Linked DNA regions of Mus musculus: region 2 is linked to region 1. The links are chromatin loops, found by intact Hi-C in ENCODE. Cell type or tissue: left cerebral cortex. All regions are shown on one strand. Links, peaks and the distances in the headings refer to the core of each region. The heading gives the core; the rest is flanking DNA.

Region 1 (11,657 bases), core at 2,060-10,059:
GTTAGATCCCCCTCCCCCCATTTTCTTGTCTGTCTGTCTGTCTGTCTGTCTGTCTGTTTGTTTGAGGCAAGGTCTCACTATACAGCCTTGGCTGTCCTGGAACTTGCTATGTAAACCAGGCTGGCCTTAACTTTAGAGATCTTTCTGTCCCTGCTTCCTAACTGTTGAGATGAAAGTCATGCACCAGTGTCTATTGGTGCACACTTGTAATCCTGTCACTGCAAAGGCAAAATGAGCAGATCCCCTGGGGCCTGTTAACTAATTAGCCAGCTTAGATTACTTGCTGAATTCTCAGACACTGAGAGACCCTGTCACAAACACACAGGCAAGGTGAATGATGACACCTGAGATGGCCCTTTGGCCTGCACATATATGTACATACATGCACACAGCCCTGTATCTGTATATACACAAACATACATGTGTACAGACACATAGAGTAGTACATCTTGGAAAACCTCCAGAATTAATCATGGAGCTAGCTCTTCCTCAGTTTCTGTTCAGAACTGCATAGCACTCAGTTGTGCTGATACGCTGTGTCTATCCAATCATCCCTCAGTTGTGAATGCTGAGTTTTCCGTGCGGTGCTGTTAGAAGCAATGCACATTCTAGCATATATGTCTCTTTTTAATCACTGGTATTGTACCTGTACGATGGTAGTTTTCTAGAAGTGGGATTGCTGAGTCAAATATAAATACACTTGTGTTTTGTTAAATTCCCTCCAGAAGGGCTGTATCAGTTTGCCTTCCAGCCACTGATGTCTGAAAGTCTGTTTCTCTATGTTCTTGACTAACAGAATGTGTTGTCAGTTTGACAGGTGAGAATCCATGTCTTAATTTGCATGTCAGTAATTACAGTTCCGTTCGAGCACTGCTTTATGTTTAGAACTGATTTACATTTGAGTTTTAATGAGTTGTCCGTTCGTGATCTTCCCCATTGTTCTGTGGGGATTCTGGTTGCCTATCTCTCAATGCTGTTTCCCAGACAGGCTTTCTATATTCCAAGATGGCTTCAAACTTGGTAAGTACCCGAGGAAGACCTTGAACTTCTTATCCCTCTGACTCCACCTCCCAAGAGATAGGATTATAGCTGGGTACTATCATGCCAAGTCCCACTTTTAAAGCATTGTCTCTGCAGAGAGGGAGCCTGTCAATATGTTCTCCCACATGGTCCTTTGTCTTCTAACTATGCTTACAAGGATAAGTCTGAGCCACAGTTAGAAAGCCATTTCTCATGAAGAGATCGAAAAAGACTTCTTGTTTGCCTCTAGTGCATTTTTGGCCTCAACTTTTACATTTAGATGTCTCAGACACTCCATTACTCTTGTGTAGCATATGAAATACATATTGATGTTTGCCTTCAATATGACTCTTCAGTTATCCTTCTGATATTTGTTTAAAGGACAGTGATTTAAGATACCATTTTCATCTTGCAACAAAACCCAGTGCATGCTTGGGTCTAATTATGGACTACCTGAATCCCAGAGGCACTACTGTGTGTTCTTATGTCTGCTAAGGTTTCCCTGTCGGTATTTTCTTGGCTACTGTTAAATGCGTTTTCTACATGAAACCGAGTATCAACTTACCTAACTTCATAAACTACTTTGATGACATTTTTAATAGGTTTGATTAACATTATAATTTGCCTTCAGGAGAACGATGTCTTCATAATATTGACTCACTACCCCAAGCACAGGGGAACATTTTAGTGAGGTATTTCATCCTCTTTTAATTTTTTTCAGAAGTATTTAAAATGATCCCCATATATATTTGTACTGTTATAATTGTTAAATTTGTTCTCTCGTCCATGTTGGGACGTCATCTGGTGTTGTCATTGTGCCTGTCTTGTTTAGGGCACCATATTGTCAGATTTCATGGGTGTGAAAGAAAAACAAAGTGGTTCCCATTAGCTGAGACTGCCAGGCACTTTCTCCCACTTCTCAGAAGACTCAAACTTTGGAACCAGCTTATTACTACCCTTCTGGATATGATGTAATTGTAGAAAGTGATGCAAGTCTGAGATGCTCCAGCAGAAGAGAAGGGAGTGAGGATGTGGTCCTGGATGAGGACTGTTGTGTACCATCCATGGTGAGGGCAGACGTTTCTGAGCTCTACCCTTACCTGTGTGGGCTTAATACATAAGTATTCATTGAAAAAAGATTTTATGTTTGAAACTCCCGGTCATGGGTGGAAGACAATACTTCATAGGAGACATCATGGTCTTTACAATCTTTCCACCCCCTTTTCTGCAATGTTCCCTGAGCCTTGGGGACAGGGGTTGTGCTGTAGGTGTAACAATTGGGGATGGTCAGCACACAGTCAATTGTTTTCTGTATTTTGACCAGCTGTGGATTTCTGTGATGGTCCCTGCTTGCTGCAAAAACAAAACAAAACAAACAAACATCTGATGATGGGCAAGAGATACATACACTTATCTACAGATATAAAGATAGACGTGTAGAATGAAGTTGAGAATTATACTGGTTTAGGAACATGGCAGCAGTGGGGCTTCTGTGTTCGTCAGAATCGGCATACACACATGGTGAGCTGAGCAGAGACTGATGAAAGGGCTCTTAGGACTACAGGTGGCACAGATCCAGGAGGAATGGAGAAACAATATAATACAGGGAGGGGTCTGGGGTAGATACAGTTCATGCCTCCCTGTAGGTGGAAAAGGTCTCCTGTAAGAATCAGCCTATAGCCACTGGGAACGGCAATCCAGTCGTCTCAGCTAAGGATACATTTCTTTACTGGTCCAGCAGGCATGTGATGGGTCCTCACTGGAGCCAGGCCTTTTAGTCTTAAGACAACTGGCACTGCTTTTCTTTTCTTTTATACACGATATGTTGGTTTACCTTTATAGACCATACAAAATGAAACAATAGTTTGTGATTGGATTAGGCCTGCAGAAAAGTGATGCAAAGAGAAATGAAGGACCAGCATCAGATAATTGTTATGGAACAAAACAGAACAGCTGAAAAAGAAAGAAAGAAAGAAAGAAAGAAAGAGAGAAAGAGAGAAAGAGAGAGAGAATAAGAGAAAGAGAAAGAGAGAAAGAAACCAACAGTACAGCATCCCCCATACCCCCAAAGAGGAGAGGCACAGGTGCAGCTTTACACTTAAGCAGAGCAGACAATCTGTGGGCTGGAAAATAGCATAAAGGAGAGCCAAAGGTAACCTCAGGTTAGAAGGAAATGGTAGCAATGCACACAGTGATCAGGACACAGTTGTATCAAGATCTCCTAGAAGGAAACAGGAAAGGCACAAATCAAATCATCCTGTAGAAACTGAGTCCAGGCCATGAATAAGCAATCCAGAGGGAAATACTCCCAATGTCATGTGCCCAGAAAGGACATAGAAACTCACTACTAAGGAACACTTGATTGAAAATGTCACAGCTCTTCTGAGTTCACACCAAATATCAGACTGATACAGCCTGTAGGATGACGGAAACTTTTAGAGATGTTAGGAGGTGGGGAAAGGACACTCTTATCTTCTTCTGTAGGATACCTTGGTGATAGCTCTGAGCATTTATATTATCACCTTTGTACTACTTCTAGAACTAACTTCTGGAAGTACCAGCCCTCATGGACAGACAATCCCCTGCGATGTGTAGACTTCGCAAGCTCCATTGGACTCCCAAACTAGAGATGGGCATCATGTTCCCAGCTGGAGAATGAATGACTAGTGAAACAGCATCTATTCATGTAAAACAATGAAGCCATAGGAACTACATCTTTTAAAAAGAGAAAAAATAATACGGAGACATGCATTTAGCTTTCAGGAAAAGGACCAGGGTGAAAAGGGGTATTGTTACTGTTTAATTTAAACCTTTAAACAAACTTACAATGAGCTTTTGAGCAAATTTTATCTTGCATGTTTTTTTGCATCTTTCAAATTTTATTAATGAACATGTTTTGTGGTTTCATTTCTAAAAAGAACAACATAAGGTGGGTATGATCATGGTGAAGCCTGTACCACCAGCACTTGGGAGGCTGTGGCAGGAAGAACGTACAGTTTGATTTTAAGAAGGTGGGCTCCTGAGGCTTGGCTACCCACTGTGGGGAAGTCTTCTCAGGATGCCCTGTGCTCACCAGCAACACAGAAACATGGATGTGGATTGTGAAAGCTAGACTTAGGGCCCTGTCCTTCAATTAGCAGATGGAGAGGCAGTGTGCCTGGTGACAGCAGAGGCTTAACCCAAACATTACACAGAGAAACTGCATTCCCTTTCAAATGCATGGCTACCAAGCGGTGAGGTAGAGAAACACCTTCCCTGGTTTGGCGGCTACTACTTAGTACTCTGCTGTTAGATTTGGACTTGAACATCAAAACTTCATTTCTAGGAAATGGGGACCAGTAAACATATGGTCCATACTTAACAGCAGACATGGGAAGTTTAGTAGGTTAACCAGAATGAGGGTGCAATGGCTAACCAGCTCTGTACCTCACCTCTCCATGGAGAAAGAAAATTGGGGAAAACCTGAAGTCTCTCAGATGCCTCACAACATATAATTCTGAGTTTGAATTATCATTCTGGCATGAGTGATGCGGTTTCCATGGGGAACACAGTGACCCTTTCCCGAGTAAAGCTGAGGGGCTTCTGCTACTGTGTACGACATGCTTATTCTCCTTTCTCTCCTGCTTCTAGACAGCTGCCTTCCTGTCATCCATCTGCCTAGAACAACACCAGAACTCCTGTGCTCTTGGTGCACTGGCACTCCCAGTCCCTGAACATCTGCCTCCGCTCTCCTTCTCTCCTACAGTGGTGCTACATCTGGCTCCACTGTCCCCTCTCAACATCATGGACTTTCTTTGTTCGTCAGGATTGGCCTCCAGTGCCCAACTTACCTCTCCCAAACTAAATGATGCTGGAACTGCCTTCTGCTCAGGCCAGGGAATGGTGCTTTTCTTACTGAAAGGCCCTGACCATGGCCGATAACCTGCAGGTTCTGGTATCCCTCCTTTTCCATGGTATTGCCATCATCATGGCCACCTCATTTTCCCATTGGTTTGTTTTATAGCTCTCCTACTATGGGGCTGCTGTAAGGTATGACTTAGGCTCAACACTTCCCAACAGCACTTTGAGCTCTCTCTCCCTCCTCTTGCTCTGGCTCTATGTTTGTTTTTATTTTTAATATCAAAACTCTGTGGGTTAGCAATATCAAAGTCTCCCAGTGCCACTTGTGAAAATGCCGCTAGAGCGCTTGCTCCTGTGATAGCCTCTCAAGATTTGAGATGATTACCTGCTCTGCAGGGAAGGTGACTGTGAGGAGGACTGTGTGACTTGTAGGAGGGTGTAATGACATTTTGCTGCAGGGTAGCTTGGTGCCAGTATCTTTCTGCCTCTGCCTGCAGCCTCTGGTTACTTACAAAGATCTTTGGGAAAGTGATCTATGGTCTGAGCACACTGAGTTGGCCACTGCGTCTATTGGAGATAATTATTAGAGCTCAAAAGGTGAGCCTAGTGAGTTATTCTTCCTTTGGGGAGGGGTACACATCCATATTTAAAATAATGGTGAAAAGATTCTCTTTGGGTTTTAGAGACATAGGCAGTCTTTCAAGGGACCCAATGATGAACCCATTGAAGGCCAAAGGGTTCAGGAAAGGATTCTTTAAAGAAAATGGCCGCTGAGCTTGGTACCAACATAGTTGGAAGGAAGATATCCCTATATACAGTATATGGCTTAATGGTCATTAATAATGGGCCTTGGGGGTAACCAAGGTCATCCTAAATCAAGAATTATGATCCTGCCACTGATAGCAAAAGCCTGTGGCTCTCTGAATTTCAGGAAAATTGAGTCATACTTATCATGTGACATGAGTATAAATACCCTTATTCTATAGTGTCTATGTAGTCATTTGGTGGGGGGAGTGTATATGAGTCAACATTGTACCTGGTGCAAAGACTCAGCATACCCAACCCAGGGTGGTGGTTTGAGTGAAAATGGCTCCATAGGTTCTGGGAGTGGCATTATTGGAGGTGTGGCACTATGGAGGAAGTATGTCACTGGGGATGAACTTTGAAGTTTCAGATGCCCAAGCCAGGCCCAGTGTCACCCTCTCTTCCTGCTGCCTGAAGATCCAGATTTGGAACTTTAAGCCACCTCTTCAGCACCATGTCTGCTTGCATTCTGTATGCGTCCCACCATGATCATCATGGACTAGACTGCTGAAGCCAGCCTCCAATGAAATGTTTTCCTTTATAAGAGTTGCCTTGGACATAGTGTCTCTTCACAGCAACAGAAACCCTAACAAAGACACTCAATGTCCTAGTTTACTTCTGTTGGGTCCCTTGAAAGACATAGGCAGTCTTTCAAGGGACCCAATGATGAACCCATTGAAGGCCAAAGGGTTCAGGAAAGGATTCTTTAAAGAAAATGGCCGCTGAGCTTGGTACCAACATAGTTGGAAGGAAGATATCCCTATGTACAGTATATGGCTTAATGGTCATTAATAATGGGCCTTGGGGGTAACCAAGAAAAAAGCAGCCTGGGGAGGAAAGGACTTAGCTTACAGATCAGAATCCATCTATCATCAGGGGAAACCAAGTCAGGAACCTAGTGTAAGGGGCTAAAGCAGAGGTCCTGGAGAAATGGTGCTTACTGGTTTGCTCTTTATTTGTAATGCTTTCTGATGCAACCTCAGCTTTGGCAGCCTCGGCACTGGGAGAGGAGGTAGGGTTATCCTGGTGGCTGAGCTAGGTCTCCCTGTGCTGATCTCTGTCTAAATGCAGCACTCAACTATGGTTCCGAAGGACCTGAGGCCATCCACACTTCAGGACATGAGGCTTGTGATACCCCGGGCTCTTGGACTATGACAGGCTGTAGGTTGTAGCACCAAGTGCGGGGTGGGGGTGGGGGCAACACTCTGCTGCGGAGAAAGGAGAACCTGTTCTTACTCTCTAGGGTTCACCATCATGATGGGAAAAACAGACCCAGCTCATTCCAATACCATGTGCTTAACAGTGTCACAGGGAGCAGAACAGAGCCTGGAGATGGGCCACAGAGCTGCTGTTGAGTGCCAGAGCGGGCTGAGAGAAGTCGGGGGAGTGCTTCCTGGCAGGAATCGCAAAGTGCTTTTTTAAATATGAACAGGATAACTGCAACTATTCTAACAGGTTTTAGTGATCCCCTGATCAGCTTCACAAGCTCATTTCACCTCATATTAAGCTACAACGCCCTCCTTGGATAGCCTCTTCCCTCCTGCTAGCCTAGCGAGAAATACATCTGGAGAGTATAAACAATGCAAATGAGATGGACCTGGAAACCGATGTTGGGAAAGGAAGACAGCACTGGCCAGGGAGGCTTCCTCATGCCTCACTAAGGGTTACAGGAACCCAGTGCAGACAAAGTGGAAAGCGGGTTTGTTTTTCAGTCTCTCTGGAAAGAGGTTGTCCTTGGCCTTCACTACCTCATGCGAATTAAGACATATTTTTATATTTCACAAAACAAAAGGCAGAAGGGGAACAACTGTCTTCTGGCTGCAAGCAATCCAGGGTACTTGCTCACGGCATACTGCCACAGCCTTCCCTGAGGAACATTTGTAAACTTTAGGAAAAATTTACTGTTGCAAAAACACATTTGGGAAACAGTCTCAATAAAGATAAAGTGGTTTCATCACTGTAGGCTTCTCAGAGACTGCGCTACACTGTGTCAACCAGTACCATTTGCCAGGAGAGAAACGCAGAATGAGAAGTCTCCCATTGGATTGAATGGAATCCCTTTGTTGCAGTCTAGTGATTTTTATCTTGGTGGATAGTTTTGGGAAAAACAAACAAGTTGACCTGTGAATATCTTGTATTTCAGGGATTTTGCCTGGAAACCCTAAAAGTGGTTTAGCCTAAAAGGCTTATGGGTATAACTGATGCTTTTGTACCTACTTGTCCCTTCCAAATGACAATGAAAGCTTGCAGGGCCTGACACAGAAAGAAGTATATCCTAGTGCTGGAAACTGGGAAAGGTGGGGAGGGGTGTGTGAGGTGGTTTTAGGATGCATGGATCAGGCCAGAGCACACTGAGGAAGGATGCAATGGGGAACCCAACCACACTGAGGGATGATGTAATGGGGAACCCAACCATACTGAGGGAGGATACAATGGGGAACCCTATTCCCTGTAACTGCCTGTGGGGGAGTGGAAGGTTTGTACCAGAACAGAAAAAAGCGCAGAGTAAGCTTGACTTGAGATGAGTCCAGAAAAAGGGCAAGTCTCAGAGAAGCACCTGGGACTCCTAGGAAACCACATGGACTTCTAGGACTCTCACTGGGGCTGTGTGTGATTTGTAACCTGCCACTCCATTTATTGCCCTGGGAACAGACAGGTGAAAGCTAGTTCAGGTGTTCCTAAGACTGCAGCAAAGCCAAGCATTCCTCTCCTGTCCTTGTCGAGGGTACTCGGGTCTTTCTAGAACCTCTGCAATGGATGATGGCACGATTGTCAGCTCTCAGAATGGACCATCCCACAGTCACATGTCTAAGGTAAGTCACACAGAACTGGGAAGCATGTGAAAAAGGGGACACCAAGGTAAGGAACCAGAACAATTATTTCCAGTTGCTTTACAAGAGAGAGAAAAATCCCACAAGCAATGGAGGAGTGTTCCTCTTTCTCCACATCCTCTCCAACATGTGTTGTCACCTGAGATTTTGATCTTAGCCATTCTGACTGGTGTAAGGTGGAATCTCAGGGTCGTTTTGATTTGCATTTCTCTGATCGCTAAGGACTTTAACTTTTTTTTTAGGTGTTTCTCAGCCATTCGAGATTCCTCAGTTGTGAATTCTCGGATTAGATCTATACCCCATTTGTTGATTGGGTTGTTTGGTTTTTTTTTTTTTTTTTTTTTTTTTTTTGGTGATTAACTTCTTGAGTTCTTTATATATTTTGGATATTAGCCCTCTATTGGATGTGGGGTTACAACCATTATGGAAATCAATCTGGAGGTTCCTCAGAAAATTGGAAATAGGTCTACCTGAAGACCCAGCTATACTACTCTTGGGAAAATACCCAAAAGATGCCCTACCATGCCACAGGGACACGTTTTCCTCTATGTTCATAGCGGCCTATTTGTGATAGCCAGAAGCTGAAAACAACCTAGATGTTCCACGACAGAAGAATGGATACAGAAAATGTGGTTCATTTACACAATGGAATACTACTTGGCTATTAAGAATGAAGACAACCTGACTTTTATAGGCAAATGGATGGAACTAGAAAAAATCATCCTGAGTGAGGTAACTTAGACCCAAAAGGACATCAAACCCAAAGGACATGCATAGTATGCACTCACTAATAAGTTGATATTAGCAAAGAGAAAGAAAGAAAGAAAGAAAGAAAGAAAGAAAGAAAGAGAGAAAGAGAGAAAGAAAGAAAGAAAGAGAAGAAAAGAAAGACCCATATAGAATATGCCTCAGTCCTACTTGGGAGAGACAAAGCAATCACAAGTGGGGAGGGTGGGAAGCAGGGACTTGGGATGGAATGTGGACAGGAGAGTTGGGGAGGCAGTGGAGGGGAGAGGGGAACCTGATCTGGTATTGGGTTAGGAAAAAGAACTGAAGCCCTGAGGTCCAGCAGAAAGGATGTAAACAGGCAGCCTCAGGAAATAGGAGGTTGGGGGGACCCCCCAGAATGCACCAGAGGCCTGGGAGGTGAGAGACTCCTAGGACTCATAGGGAGGGACCTTTGATGAAATGCCTGACAGTAGGGAGAGGGAACTTATAGAGCCCACCTCCAGCAGGAAGATAGGACATCAAATGAGGGATGGGGTTGCCATCCCATAGTCACACCTCTGACCCATAATTGTTTCTGTCTGAAAGAATTACAGGGGTGGAAATGGAGAGGAGCCTGAGGAAAAGAAGGTCCAGCGACAGGCCCAAAGTGGGGTTCAGCTTAGGGGAAGTCAGAAGGCCTGCCATTATTACTGAGATTATGGAATGCTCACAAAAAGGGATTTATCATGACTGCCCTCCAAAAGACCCAATAAGCAACTGAAAGAGTCAGATGCAGATATTTGCACCCAACCAATGGACAGAAGCTGCTGACCCCTGTTGTTGAATTAGGGAAAGGCTGAAAGAAGCTGAAGAGAAGGGCAATTCTGTAGGAGGATCAGCAGTCTTAATTAATCCGGACCCCCGAGATCTTTCAAACAGTGGACCACCAAACAGACAGTATACACCAGCTGATATGAGGCCCCCAACACACAAACAGTAGAGGACTTTCAGGTCTGTGTCCATTCAGAGATGATGCACCTAACCCTCAATAGACTGGGGGCCCCAGGGAGTTTAGAGGTCAGGTGGGGTAGGGGGTGGGGGCAACTATGTGGAGATGGGGTGGGGTGGGGAGGAGGTGTGGGATGTGGAGCAGTCGGAGGGTGATGGTGAGGGGCGGGGAATGGAATATAGTGTGTAAAAAATGAATTACAAATAAAATTAAATTAAAAAATAAAATTATCAACAGCAATGTAAAAAAAATAATAAAAACAAGAGAGAGAAAAATCTAAAGTCGATCCTCTGGGAGTCTAGAGGATGCTGTATTTATAGAAAGACAGCAACTTCATCAGTGAGGACTGAGTGCAGATGAAAAAGCACACTTGTCACGTTAAAAACAGAAAAGGGAGTGGTGGCCAAGAATAGAAGATTCGGTCAAGAAGTTCTAGAACTTCATATGAAGAACAAAAATCTAGAGGGGGGCAAAGAAGAACCAGGAGATGGCTGTGGCACCTGACACACAGGGGTGACTCTGATGCCTGAAGGACACATCTTTACAGGGACAGCTCAAGCCCCCATACAGGCTGAACCAGCCTAGTCATTAAAATGAGCGAAAACATCCCCACTAGCATACTGAGCAAACATTTGATTTCTAGGCATTCGGGAAACAACCTACTTGTGTTATAACGGAAAAGGGGAAGATTCTGAAAGGAAAGCCAAGGCAGGCTCAGCCATCTGCACACAGAAGTTAGAAACTAACTGCTAAAGATGCTGGAGAAGTGGCTTCCTGGAAACCCGTGACCTCAAGAATTCTCTTTGCAACTGTATAGGGCAATGAGAAAATCCTCAAACTGGAGGGATCCAGGAGTGTGGGGCCTGCCAACCCTTCTAGATGTTAATTATTGGGAGACTCATCTTGGTATGGTGAAATGGACCAAATAATGTCAGGGTCATGGTGTAGAGAAAGATAGGGTGAACAACACAAGCAACATGGTCTGCTTAGTACCTGGCCAACCTCAGGTAACACACAAGTGGCAGAAAGGGAGATGACAGAGGATAGATGCGGGTTTTAAAAGATGATTATAGACTTGAGAGATAAATAGATGGTAAATGCAAGAGCGGATAGATTTATAGATTGGTGACAGACAAATAATAGGTGATAATCAACAATTGTTAGAATGTATTTTAACTTTTTCTTCTGAGAATTTCATACATGTATACAATGTATTTTGATTATATTCCCTCCCATCTCCTCTTGGACTCCCTCTGACATCTCCTTTTCAACTTCATGTCTTCATATATTAAATAAAATAAAGGTTGTTGTTGTTGTTGTTGGCTTTTTTTTTTTTTTTTTTTGAGACAGGACCTCATTGTGTAGCTTTGGCTGGCCTGGAAACTTACAGAGATCCACCAGCCTCTGCCTCCTTATTACTGGAATTAAAGGCACACACCACTATG
Region 2 (11,657 bases), core at 1,535-9,534, 51 kb after region 1:
CTCTCATGGAAAATGCTTGATGAGAGGCTGTGAGCACAGCTGGCTGAAAATGGCTCCCTGGTGGCCGGCTCTCCGAGCAGCTATCTGTGCCCGGACAGGAGCCTGGCCAAATACTGTGATCCAAGATTCAAAGCATCCCTGGACTTCAGCAAAACTCAAAAGGAGATAGGAATGCCTAATCACAGCTGATTGGGGTAAGTGACTCATACAGAGGGGATTTCCAGATGAAGCCTTGGGGACCAACCTAGCTTGGGTTCTCCCCAAATTATGACAAAGAATCCAGGCTGCAGCAGTTGGGAAATGGAGGTTTACTCAAAAGTAGAAGCTGGGAGGTGAGGAGCTGGAGAGGATGGTTGCAGGGTGAGCTGCATCCCATGTGACCTGTCTACAGACATCTAAAACAGGTATTCATGAATTAGCGAATAAGTGGTCATTGAAAAAGGAAGGAAGGAAGGGAGGGAGGAAGGAAGGAAGGAAGGGAGGGAGGGAGGGAGGGAGGGAGGGAGGGAGGGAGGAAGGAAGGAAGGAAGGAAGGGAAGGAGGGAGGGAAGAAGGGAATGAGGAAGGAAGGGATGAATGAAGGAAGGTAAGTAAGTAAGTTAGTTAGTTAGTTTACTCTTTGCTTGCACCCACTTCTACCATCAGGCAGTCTATTTCAAAGTTATTCCCTATTCCGACCCAAAATGCTGACCCAATTACCTGAATTCAGGAGAACCCTGCAGATCCCTAACCACAGAAGGCAATGCAGGGGACATGGACCAAATGAACTTCCTCTGGAAATGCCCACAGACTAACCTTTCCCACATCCTCTTTCGGGTTGGAGAACAGAAGCCATTCCTCCCAGGGAGGTGCTGGGGTCATTGGCAAAGGGCCTTCAGTTTAAGCTCACCAGGACCAAGGTTTTCCAGAGTTCAACCACCAGACAACACTGAGAGGATAGGCTCCCTCCTTGTCTCCTGGGTGGTGTCTTTGCTGCCCCCTGCTTGCTTTCTGAACCTGGTGCTTGGGTATATCTGGTTACAACTAGAGGACCTGTTGCCACCTGGAAAGCCCTGGGCCTTTCTCCACCCTCCCCAGCCCTTCCTCACTGAGGGTGACTGTTCATATCACTCAGAGATCTAAAATGGTTATTTCTGCAGCCCTCTTAACTACAAGGTGCTTTTCTGTCTCGACCACACCTTCTCCCCATCAGGACCACCTTATACACTGCTGCCTGGCATCCCTCCTTCCTCTGAAGAGTCATCTTGAAATGGTAGAGGGAGAGGGACTAAAACCTGGAGCAGTAATGAGACAGGCCAGTGCTGTGTTGAAGTGCTGTCTCTACTAATCCAGAAGGCAGCAATGGCCCTGTGGAAAAGTAGGTGGTGTGTCCATAAACCTCTATCCAGCTTCTAGTTTCAGTAGTGATGGCTCTGAGTACAGTGTGGGTACAAGTGCCTTGGATGGAGAGACTGGCCTTGAAGCCTGGCTCTGAGTTTTCCTTAGCCCTTAGGATGGGTCAGGGCAGGACAGAGCAAAGGAATTTAAACAGAGCTAAGAAAGGCAAGCCTGGAACACTCACAGAGATTCTGGCAGAAAGCCATTCTGCAAGATAGTTGCTGAGCCAGAGGCCCCAAGCCCAGAACTACATGTAAACGTGTGGTATTGCTTGAGAGCCCCACAAGAAACAAAGGCAAGCTGAGATGGAAAGAAAAAGAATCAGGATCAGTTCACATCATTTGATACAGGTGTGCTTCATAAGGCTACTGTGGACAACTGCTCCTAAGAAAAGGCCAGGGTTAGGTCCCTGCAAACCGCCATTCATGTTTTCATCACGCAGTTAGCACAGTGCCTGGTTTTATGAGTAGGTCTATTGAAAAACACATCGACATTCAGCATGTACTGCCAGCTGGTGAACGCTGCACTCAGAGACTAGTGTAACTAGTGGCTGGATATAGGTCATTGAAGACATCCTCCATTGCTGCCTTCTGAAAGGGCAGTGACAGCATTTCAGCACAGTGCTGGCCTATCATGTTACTGCCCAGGCTTTAGCCCCTCTTCCCCTCCCATTTTCCAAGGACTGGATTAGATCCTATTTGGAGACCTTAGATGAGAGAATAAATTCAGAGATGGAAGGAGCCTTGGGAATCTCTCTTGTGCTGGGAGGTGAACAAAGATAAAAGAAGAAAGGAACTTTCCAAGATCTCCAAGAAAATACCAGAGCAAAACGTAGTCTCTCAGCAGCCTTTCCGTGGCTATGACTATTTTCTACATTGCTGCTGCCAGCCTCAGGAAGGTGCCACCACTGACTCTCAATAACATTAGAGTCCAGCCCTCATTCACAGAAGGACCAAACCACTGCAATGATCCACACTTCCGTGGTACTTCCAAGACTCTTCTCACCACCCTTGGTCACACCTGACTAGCTATGGAAAGATTTAACTCAACAAAGAACCCTACTATCTCTTCTAGATACCACACCTCTGTGCAAACATCACTTCCTAGGTCCCTGGGTCAACAGAGCAGTCTGTACATCTGCCCTGGCTCCCTTGTTTGTTCCGTCTCTCATTGTGCACACAAAGACTCCTCAGACTATGTGCAGTACAGATGGTGCTGCAGGTCCAATGAATGGGAACGTCCACCTCCTAGGAGAGAGATTTAGAGGAGGGAGTCTCCTTTAAGGGAGGGTTTGGCTGTTCTTAAGACACCTCTATCCTAGCAGGCCTTTCCTAGTTTCCTGACCCTGTACCTGTCATCACTACATCCCCAAGTGGCCCATATTTACTTATTTTTTACCTCAAGTCACAGAGTTTCAGAGACAGAAGAGTTTAAGACCCTTGCCCCATAATCAAAGGCACTAAGTAATCCTTAAAACTTTTTAAAGAAAAATTTTATATTAAATGTACACTTTGGATGCTCAATAATCAACCTCCACTCTGTCCAGGGCACCACTGAGCATTGCATTGTTCAGTGAGCCTCACTGCCCTCAACACGCAGCCCGGTTGCAAGGAGCCGTTTCAAGCCATGACCCCCAGCTCAACAGTCTTGTGTGTATCCCAGGAGAGTCCATTTCACTATGTGACTCTAAAACAGAACTCTGGGCTCTCTCACACCCTAAGGATCAGGACCCACATCTCCAACCCCATCTTCTTTTCAAGAGGAGCCAGGCTAGCAAGAGAGCTCAGAGATCTGACTGTTCACAGCTCACTGGGAGAACAACCATACTGTGCTTCTCTGGTTATTGTGACTACTGCTCACAATCTCTCCAAAGCCATTTCTATTCAGTCAGATACATAAAGACTTCACAGAGAAATATCCAGTAGCCTCTAATGAGTGAGTCAGTAGCACCTTGGCTTGAACGTGCACTGCCTTTGGCCACCACTTCCCCTGCCATCTGGGTCTCCTGATGGGTTTGAAGAAGCCACATCCTGTGGCCAAATACAGAGAATTCTGGGGAAAACCAGCTCTTTCCAGAGGAGGTGACTTCAGCTTTTAAACCAACACTTCCTGGCTTACTCCTTTCTTTCTCACAGTTCCCAAGGGTTGAAATGCACAATCTGTCCCTTACAATGTCAGCTCAGCAAGGGAGCAACAGTGTCTTCCTGAGACTGAGCTTGCATTGTTCTTTTACGGGCATGATGGGATAGATGGTTGATACACAAGTCCTATCCCCATGCTAAATCTCTATCCATAGATTACCAGCACCGAAGAAAACAGCTCCTGCAGAAACAGCTCAATGTCTGCCAGTTTGGACACCACTAACTTGGATTTGATTCTAAGTGTTATGGGTAGAATTGCAACCCTCCCTCAATAATTCATAGGTTGAAGACTTAACTCCTAGAATGTTAGACTGTGACTGCTTTTGGAGTATGGCCTTTAAAGAAGTAATGAAGGTAAACTAGGTTATATGGTTGGTATCCTTCAAAGGACTAGGAATGCATACACAGGAAAAGATCATGCAGGATTCAAGGGGAAGCATCTGGAAACTAATAGGAGGTCTCTGGAGAAGTAACCCTGCTGACACCATGATCTTGGATAAAATGAACTTAGTGCTTGATGCAACTAGGCAGGTTGACATCCCAATCCCCAGGGTGGTAGGAGTATTAGGTCATGAGCACGGAGTCCTTGTGACTGTGATGGTCCTTTCTACTCTGTGAGGACACAGATAGAGGCATCTAGGAGCCAGAAAGTGGGCACTCACTAGACATATTAACTTTCAGCTTGATTCTAGACTTCCTAATCTCTAAAACTGTGAGAAAAATACACACAATACACACAACACACACACGTAAATTAATTTAATGTGAGGGCACATACACGTTTTATCTGTACATCTGGTTATGTGAATGTGAGTGCAGTTGCCTGCAAAGGCCAGAAAAGGGCATTTGATCCCCTGGAGTTGGAGCTACAGCAGTTGTGAGCTGCCCAATGTGAATTCTGGGACCTGAGTTCAGTTCCCAGATCTACTGAGTTCAGGGGAACTGAACTCAGGTCCCCTGGAAGAGAAGCAAGTAAGTGCTCTTTGCCACTGAGCCATCTTTTCATCCCTATATTTAAACATGCACGGTTCATAGTAGTTTGTTTCAGACAAATTGGACTAAGAGATTGAATGTCCAGCCTCCAAACTATGAAAGAAAGTCAATTCCTGCAGTTGGATTTATTCAGACTACGAGATGTGTCACAGAGGCCTGAGGTGACTATAGTGAACAGTGACTCACTTACTGATTAGGCCTCTGCTGAGTAGCTGCTACATGCAAACCACCAGAATTTAGCACTGTGCTAGATATAAGCATGAGAACTCCAGCAACACACAGCAGAGTCAGGGAGGAATATATCACAAATGTGAGTTATATAAAAGAATGCAAATACTTTAATAGAACACATCTATAACTTCTGTTATGAAAATATACATTTGTTCCAAATTGACTGATATGTTAGGGAACAATTAGAGAGAAATGTGAGTTTTGTGTTTTCTTATCCATGGGAAATAGTAGATGAGCACAGAACACCGCATCTGGCTGAAACTAGAGAGCCATATCACTCTCACACCCCAGACAACTACAAAACTATCAAAAGGAATGTCAACTCATCATGATTATCTACATTTGTTGTTAAAACTCTCCGGCTGATTTTTCATGACTGTCCTGGTAAAATTTCATGAGAGCACATAGGTGATAACACCTTCTGAGACCCATTTCTTCAACCAAACCTGTCATTTTCCAGGCCAAGCACCATGCTTAATAATACTTATGAATTTCCATTTGTCATCTAAAGCCATGCTGTCATTTTCAATAAGTTCCTACTTTAACTTTTACCTGCTATGGAGTGTTTCACTTCCAACCCACTTTCCCACTGAATTCTGCAGATTTATTGCATGTTTTTGAACAGAAAAGTGATTTTGAAGAAAGTGTCTGTTATTATGGCAGAAGTGACTTACTTAGATGTTTCAATATGGAACTGCATTTCAGGTGGGTAAGGCCTGGTTTGTAAGTGATGGATAGCAGTGATACGTAGAGAACATCTGGGTCTCGCTAATGTGGAAAGAGCACCTCCTGCTGGCCACATGCTCTAATTACAGGTAAAATTCAGACTAAAAGTGACATACAAAAAATTGAAGATACTGTGAATGAAGGCATACACAACTAAATAAAATACATCACCTCACCTTTAGGATATTTTATGACTTCTAGCTTCCAAATGTGTTTACTGGAAGATCATTTTCTTTTGAAACAGGGTTTCTCCGTGTTGTCCTGCCTGCCCTAGAAATCACTCTGTTGACCAGGCTGGCCTGCCTCTGCCTCAGCAGTGCTGGTATTAAATTTATGAACAACCACCACCATCACCACCACCACCACCACCACCACCACCACCACCACCACCAAAAGTACAATTTTCAGCTCAAATGGCCACACAAAGAAAGCTACACTGACCTGTCATGGAGTTTTCCGAAGTGCACAGCTGTTCCCTCAGTTTCTCCACGTCATCAGGGTGCACCTGCTCATAAAGCGTGCTCCCAAACCACTCTGACTGTGGCTGGTTCAGGACAGGAGTGACCGAATCAGACACGTAGATGACTCTCCCTGTCTCAGCTGCCACCACAAACAGAAATCCATCAGCGGCTTCCAGGATGAGATGCTTCAGTTCCTGGGGAGGAAAGGCCGTGGTCAGCAAGGGTCCTAACAGACCTAGATCGATTATCTTCTCTTAATCAGCCCCCTCACCTCTCTGCGTGTAGCTGTTCACTGTGCAAGGAGTTGTGCTGATGAACAGCGTTTCACAGGCTTAACTTATATTTTAGAAAAATGAACAAAACTTGCACCATCCCTAAAAAAACACTGTCTTTTCTCGGAGAGAGTGAGTGGGCCATTTCCAGCCTAGAGAGACGAGAGAGCAGGTCATGATATTCAGGAGTTGCTGACTTGCCATTTTCCTGAGGTACTTCCCTCGTGTACTGAAACTGCAGTCATGACACTGCAGAAGGACCCAGCACCCTGTGCATGGCAAGAAAGGTAGTAGATAGTAAGAAGGAAGGAGGGTGGAAAGAGACAAGAGAGAAAGAAACCACAAGAAAGAAGGAGTCTTCCCTCATGTGGGGACATTGCATTCTTGTTCCTCTTGTTCTAGCATGTGCCAGCTCAATGCTGGCACTGTGTATAAGGCTATCCCCTGACTTCTACATGTCTGTTGGGGTTCTAGGACATCATATCATCAGACAAAGACAGCACACGAAGCAGCAGAGAACAACGAACTAGCCACATCACTTAATACTGAGAAGAGGCTGCTGTACTGGCCTCTTCTTACCAGGCTTACCAGTGATATGATGGTCATTAAAGACACGTAAGTGTTTTGGATTGATAGATGAGCAGCAAGAAGTACTGCTGTCACCTCAGGGGGTCATGAACGAGGCAACTTTTATACAATGAGATATCCATGCCTAAAAGCAGCGCAGGGGTTAACTAGCTACATCCTTTCTCATCAAGCTAAATAAAATAGCTGGACTCCTGGCCTGCAGGAGGTGTGAAGCTAACTCTTCCACAAACGCCAGAGTCTGCCCACCACTCCAACCTCCTCACCACACATTGTCCAGGCCCCAAAGAACAAAGTCATCCTCTGGGGTCAGCAGTAAGCAACCATTCTCCCCATCTGAGACTCAAATGTTCAAATGCAATCTCACATGGAATGGTTATGGCACAACAGTCAGGGGCACCTGCGAGAAAGCAAAGGATAGAATCCAGAGCCTCTGGTCACATCACTTAACATGTCCTGGTGCCCCAGCCCCTAGAAGACCTTGGTCTTCTGGGAACACAGCCTAGGAGCTTTGTGGTTGTATGCAGGCACTGACTGGGGAGCAATTCAAACACATTCAGCCTGGGAAACCAGGGTGAATGCAGACGGCACAAGCATTTTTTCAACAAAAAAGTTTGCTCTGTGGATTTCCCATGCGCACTTCTGATTCCTGTGTCTCTCAGATGTGTGTGTGTGGCTCTAAGAATGTTGTCAGCATTTTTATTCTCAGTTTCAGGAAAAACCTTCTCAACAGGAAGACCCTTGTAAATAATGGGGTAAGTAAGATGTGTGGGGCAGGAGAGATTTCTCTGTCACTGGAGGAGGCCGTGTGGCTTTGTCTTGCATGTGTTTTTACCCTGTTTGCAAAGGTCTAACAGGACAAAATCGCCTTCACTCATCTCTTCCCACACTCTCTCCTGAGGTTCATCGTCTGAGAGCACATTGTTTATAATTGGCCTTTTCTCATTTCTCCAGTGAATCAGTTTGGGTTTGGGAGTAAAAAAGACCCCACCCATGCCCTTCCTCTTAGCTGTACAACTCTGGCATGATATTTAATGGTGTTGGCTTCTGATATTCCAAAGCTTGCTTTCAGTGAAATTTGGGGGGTGTTAAGTGAGCTTCTGGTGTGCAGGGCTAAGTAAGGGTTTGTCACATGGTAGGGTTCTGTAAATGTACATGTGATCAAGAGAGAAGAAGCATGGATGGGGCACATAAATGTGTTGCTGCCTTCTCGCTGCAATCTTCCTGTAGTCGCTTAGAGTCCTTTTGTGAGGATTAAATAAATTCAGGGAAAACATTTGAGGCATGTTGGTAGTACTTAAATTCCCAGCAGGTCAGACCTCACCATCAATCTTCATTATAGAAACGTCCCCATGATAAGCAGTCTATTCAGGGATGCCTTCCTCACACATTGACTGGGCTGGGGGCGAGCATCCTTTTCAGTTTTACAGAGATGGAATGAGGGTAGAAAGCCATACCTTGGCCACCATGCTCCCTATTTAAGACCAAACATGGCCACTACCTTCTTCCTGAAACCCTCAGCATGAAGAACGAAGTGACCCCTGGGAGGATTTCAAGGGGGATCAGAGTAGGTAAGGCACCTGCCGAGGCACCTGTGCAGGACAGAGGGCTATGGCGCTGGCTTATGTTCCTTGTTCTTCTACACCTGCTGTTGAACATGGACAGATGCTCTGCACCGCACAGCTAATGAGCCCTCGTGCCTCCTCCACTCTCCCCTGCATACACTGTGCCTCTTTTAGAAGTCCCTATGCTGAGCTCTTCTGTGTTCAGTCTGTGATTCCCTTACAGCCCCTGTCCTGAGCACAGCCCCTGGTACAACCCAGTCCCTTCCTCTCAATTTCATTCTGGCCTCACATTCTGCCTTGTTAAACACTCCATTACTCAAGATTCCACACATGAGATACTCGGTACTTTCAAATTAACACCTCTGACAACCATGTAATTTCACCTCTTCCCACCAGATCCATCAGCCCATTAATCTTAGGAAAGCTATAGAAACCAGAAAGTCAAAGCCCTATGTTTAACTAGACAAGTCATCTAAAGCTTTAAGTACCAGCCGATGTTCACTGAGATCACCAAGTGAAAGACAAGGATTCAGAAGACAAGCCTCAGGCTCACGTAAACCCACTTACTGATGTTGTGTTGCTATCTCATGCTTTTCTTCTCCACAGTTAGCATGGGTGTGAAACCGTGGCTTTAGTAGACCAGTCTCCAGTTCCTTCTCTAAGCAACTGACCCTGGGAAATTCTCTAAGCTTTGATTTCTTCACCTGTCCAACAGTGATGAACAGCAGTGGCTTGTCAGCGAAAGTAAATGAACAGCACAGAAAGATGTGACTTGGACCAGGACCATGAGTGCCTGCCAGTGCTGGTTGTGATGACCCTGCAGACAACACTGTCACTGCTCTTGTGACTCCAAAGGCATGGCTATCTCACTACCCTTACATAAGGATTATGGTGTCACTGCCATCTTCCTGCATCAGCATGCTCTTCACATTGTGTTTTAAACTACTCCTCACTGAGGTTTATGGAAGCTAGAAGAGGGAACAATAGACAGATCTGCCACTCTTGAAGAGTACCTCCTTTTGAAGAATGGAAGCCAAATTTCTTGCCTTCACCTCTTCCCCAACTGCATGTTCCTATATAATTTATCTCAGGCTTGTGACCTTAAGGATCCCTCCAATTTCCACTGGCCACAACACCACAACACCAACGCTGGGGTACCTGCTCAGTGAGGAAGGAAGGCTTGTAGGCGCCGTCAGTCGATTTGTTGCCGGTGCCCCTCATGGACTTCATGTGCGAGACCGCCATGCGCAGGATGGTCAGCTTGTCTGGCTTCCTAGCCAGTGCACTGCAGGTGGGAACCATGTCGGAGAGTTCCGTAATATATTGAGTCATCTTGTTCCGCCTGCGCCGCTCAATCTCACTGTGGTTCTCTCTTCCCAGAAAGCAAGAGGTCAGGGGGAGGGAAAAAGAGAAGGATCAGACCAGGGGTCGGTCAGCAGACATTGGGATAAAAGAATACACTGTTAACATCAGATAGCCAAAGTCCTGGACCTAACTCATAATGGCTCAGTGTTTTGAGTAGTTGTGGACTGAATCCCTGACACATCTGTAACTCGGGTCTTTGTGTGGGAAGCATGGACCTCTCTCTGTGCCTCCTTCTCTAAATATGTATAGGCTCTTCCGGAATTACACACATACCTATGGACTTTTGACCAGGGAGCATGGAAGATTAAAACTTTTTAGCAGGCTTTCTGTGTACAAGCATGATCTTAAACATGAATGTGTGGATACACATTTACAAATGTAGCTCCAGACTTCTTATCCATGTGGTTTATTTCCCTCATGACACGAAACACTCACTATAAGATAGCCTCCAACTTATACTCCTTCAATTCTTGGATGGTGATAATCCATTCAAGTGAACACTGTACCTCAAAATACATAAAGCACCCAAAGATGAGGAATACCCACACAGCCATGTGACTTTTACCTTCAATACAGCACTCAATATATCTTATGAATCCTTAGCACTCCACTATAAAGTAGGGATGTGTTGAATGCTTAGCTAGAGACAAACTGATATGAGTGTTCTAATCTGGCTAAAGGCCATCCAAGCTAGGCTGAGATGCTTGGCTGGGGCTGTATCAAATGCTTTGTCTTTAGCAATACCCTCAGCTGACAATGGGCTTGCAGTATCTAACCCATCGCAAGCCTCACTATTCTTTGTGTTACTAAGGAGACCACGGATGACGCAGATTCACTTTATATAAAGTGAACATGCCTTTCTTCTACACCCAGTGTATTTCCTGCAGCATAGTAACAGAACAGGTGTGATCCTGGCCTATTAGCAAATAACCAATTACAAAAAATACTCCAAGGAATTACCCAATTCCATTTCTAGGATTCTTAAAATGGAAAACCAACAGAAGGGCTGGGAGAATATTTCTGCCTCGAATTATTTATTACCGTTCAGCTCAAAAGAGAGTAACAGCCAACCTCATCCAACACACTTGCTGTTCCCTGAGATGAAACAGAGTCTAAAAACACACCCCACGCTGCTGCTGCTGTTGCTGCAGAATGGAGGGCTTTCTGGCTTCTCTGGGAAGGAAAGTGACACCAACAATAAGAAAAGAAGATCCCCAGGCAAGGCTGCTCCACACACTGCATGTATTCATCAGCCTTACACTTCGGGAAGTGGGACAACACGACAATCAGGCCCATAGGTGTGACAATGAGCATGCTGTGTGTGTGCGCTGAGAGACCCTCTGTAGAAACAGCAGTCCCTGTGGTGGACTGGTGTGAACCTTCTGGAACAGAATTTCCATTCAAGGAGTCCTGAGCTAGCCCCACAATGGGTATGGAATGCCAAAGAAAACAAGGAAGCCCAACATGGTCTTCAAGGGATGTAAACACCCACTGTGCATAGCAGAGCCCAGAGGTGGGATGTGATCACATGCTCAGCAAGGCCTTGGAAGGTAAAAGGCAGGTGAGAAAAAGACATAGAAGAGGAGGGGCTAGAAGGGGTTAGCAACAGTGGGAAGGGTTAGACCTATGTGGCAGCAGAAAAAAAGGAGGTGTGCTCTGGGGAGAGGGTTTATCTCGAGGGTTAAAGGAAGATCTAAAGCGTTGATCAAGGAAGAGACATCTCTGTAGGAAGGGCAGACCTGGTGGAAGAGGAAACTGAGGAACTTGGGAAGCTGGGGTGCAGGCCAGACCACAGTGAGAAATCGAATGGGCCAATGGGCCCTGATGTGGCTGACAGAGGTAGATGAGCCATGTAGGAGAGAGGAGGAAGACCAGCAAGCAGACTCCTGAGGCCAACCCCACCCATAGGGGATTAACTGGACAGATGTCGGTGAAGCAGCA

Evidence for each region. Peaks named below come from ENCODE experiments on the same cell type or tissue, not always from the same donor. Only the 100,000 strongest peaks of a DNase experiment are listed, where the experiment ranks them.
Region 2: a loop joins it to region 1, with 2.8 times the contacts of the local background. A loop is called at or near these places in 5 of 42 quality-filtered maps.

The regions. Positions count from the first base shown.
Region 1 is chr7:84,286,253-84,297,909 of GRCm38, forward strand. The region is part of intron 8 of Arnt2 (aryl hydrocarbon receptor nuclear translocator 2); the gene reads right to left. Among named protein-coding and RNA genes, the nearest start is that of Gm25790, 31 kb to the right of the region's middle. In left cerebral cortex, for the core only: no CTCF peak of the experiment used is centred there; DNase peaks (open chromatin) are centred at 7,037 and 7,316.
Region 2 is chr7:84,337,833-84,349,489 of GRCm38, forward strand. It overlaps Arnt2 (aryl hydrocarbon receptor nuclear translocator 2), which reads right to left. Exons shown (of 19, transcript NM_007488.3): 4 at 9,510-9,723; 5 at 5,910-6,123. It overlaps Gm30873 (a long non-coding RNA gene), which reads left to right. Exons shown (of 3, transcript XR_869767.3): 2 at 1-404; 3 at 6,676-10,039. Among named protein-coding and RNA genes, the nearest start is that of Gm30873, 6.8 kb to the left of the region's middle. In left cerebral cortex, for the core only: a CTCF peak has its summit at 5,542 (motif pointing left); DNase peaks (open chromatin) are centred at 1,591 and 1,841; H3K27ac peaks cover 498 bases.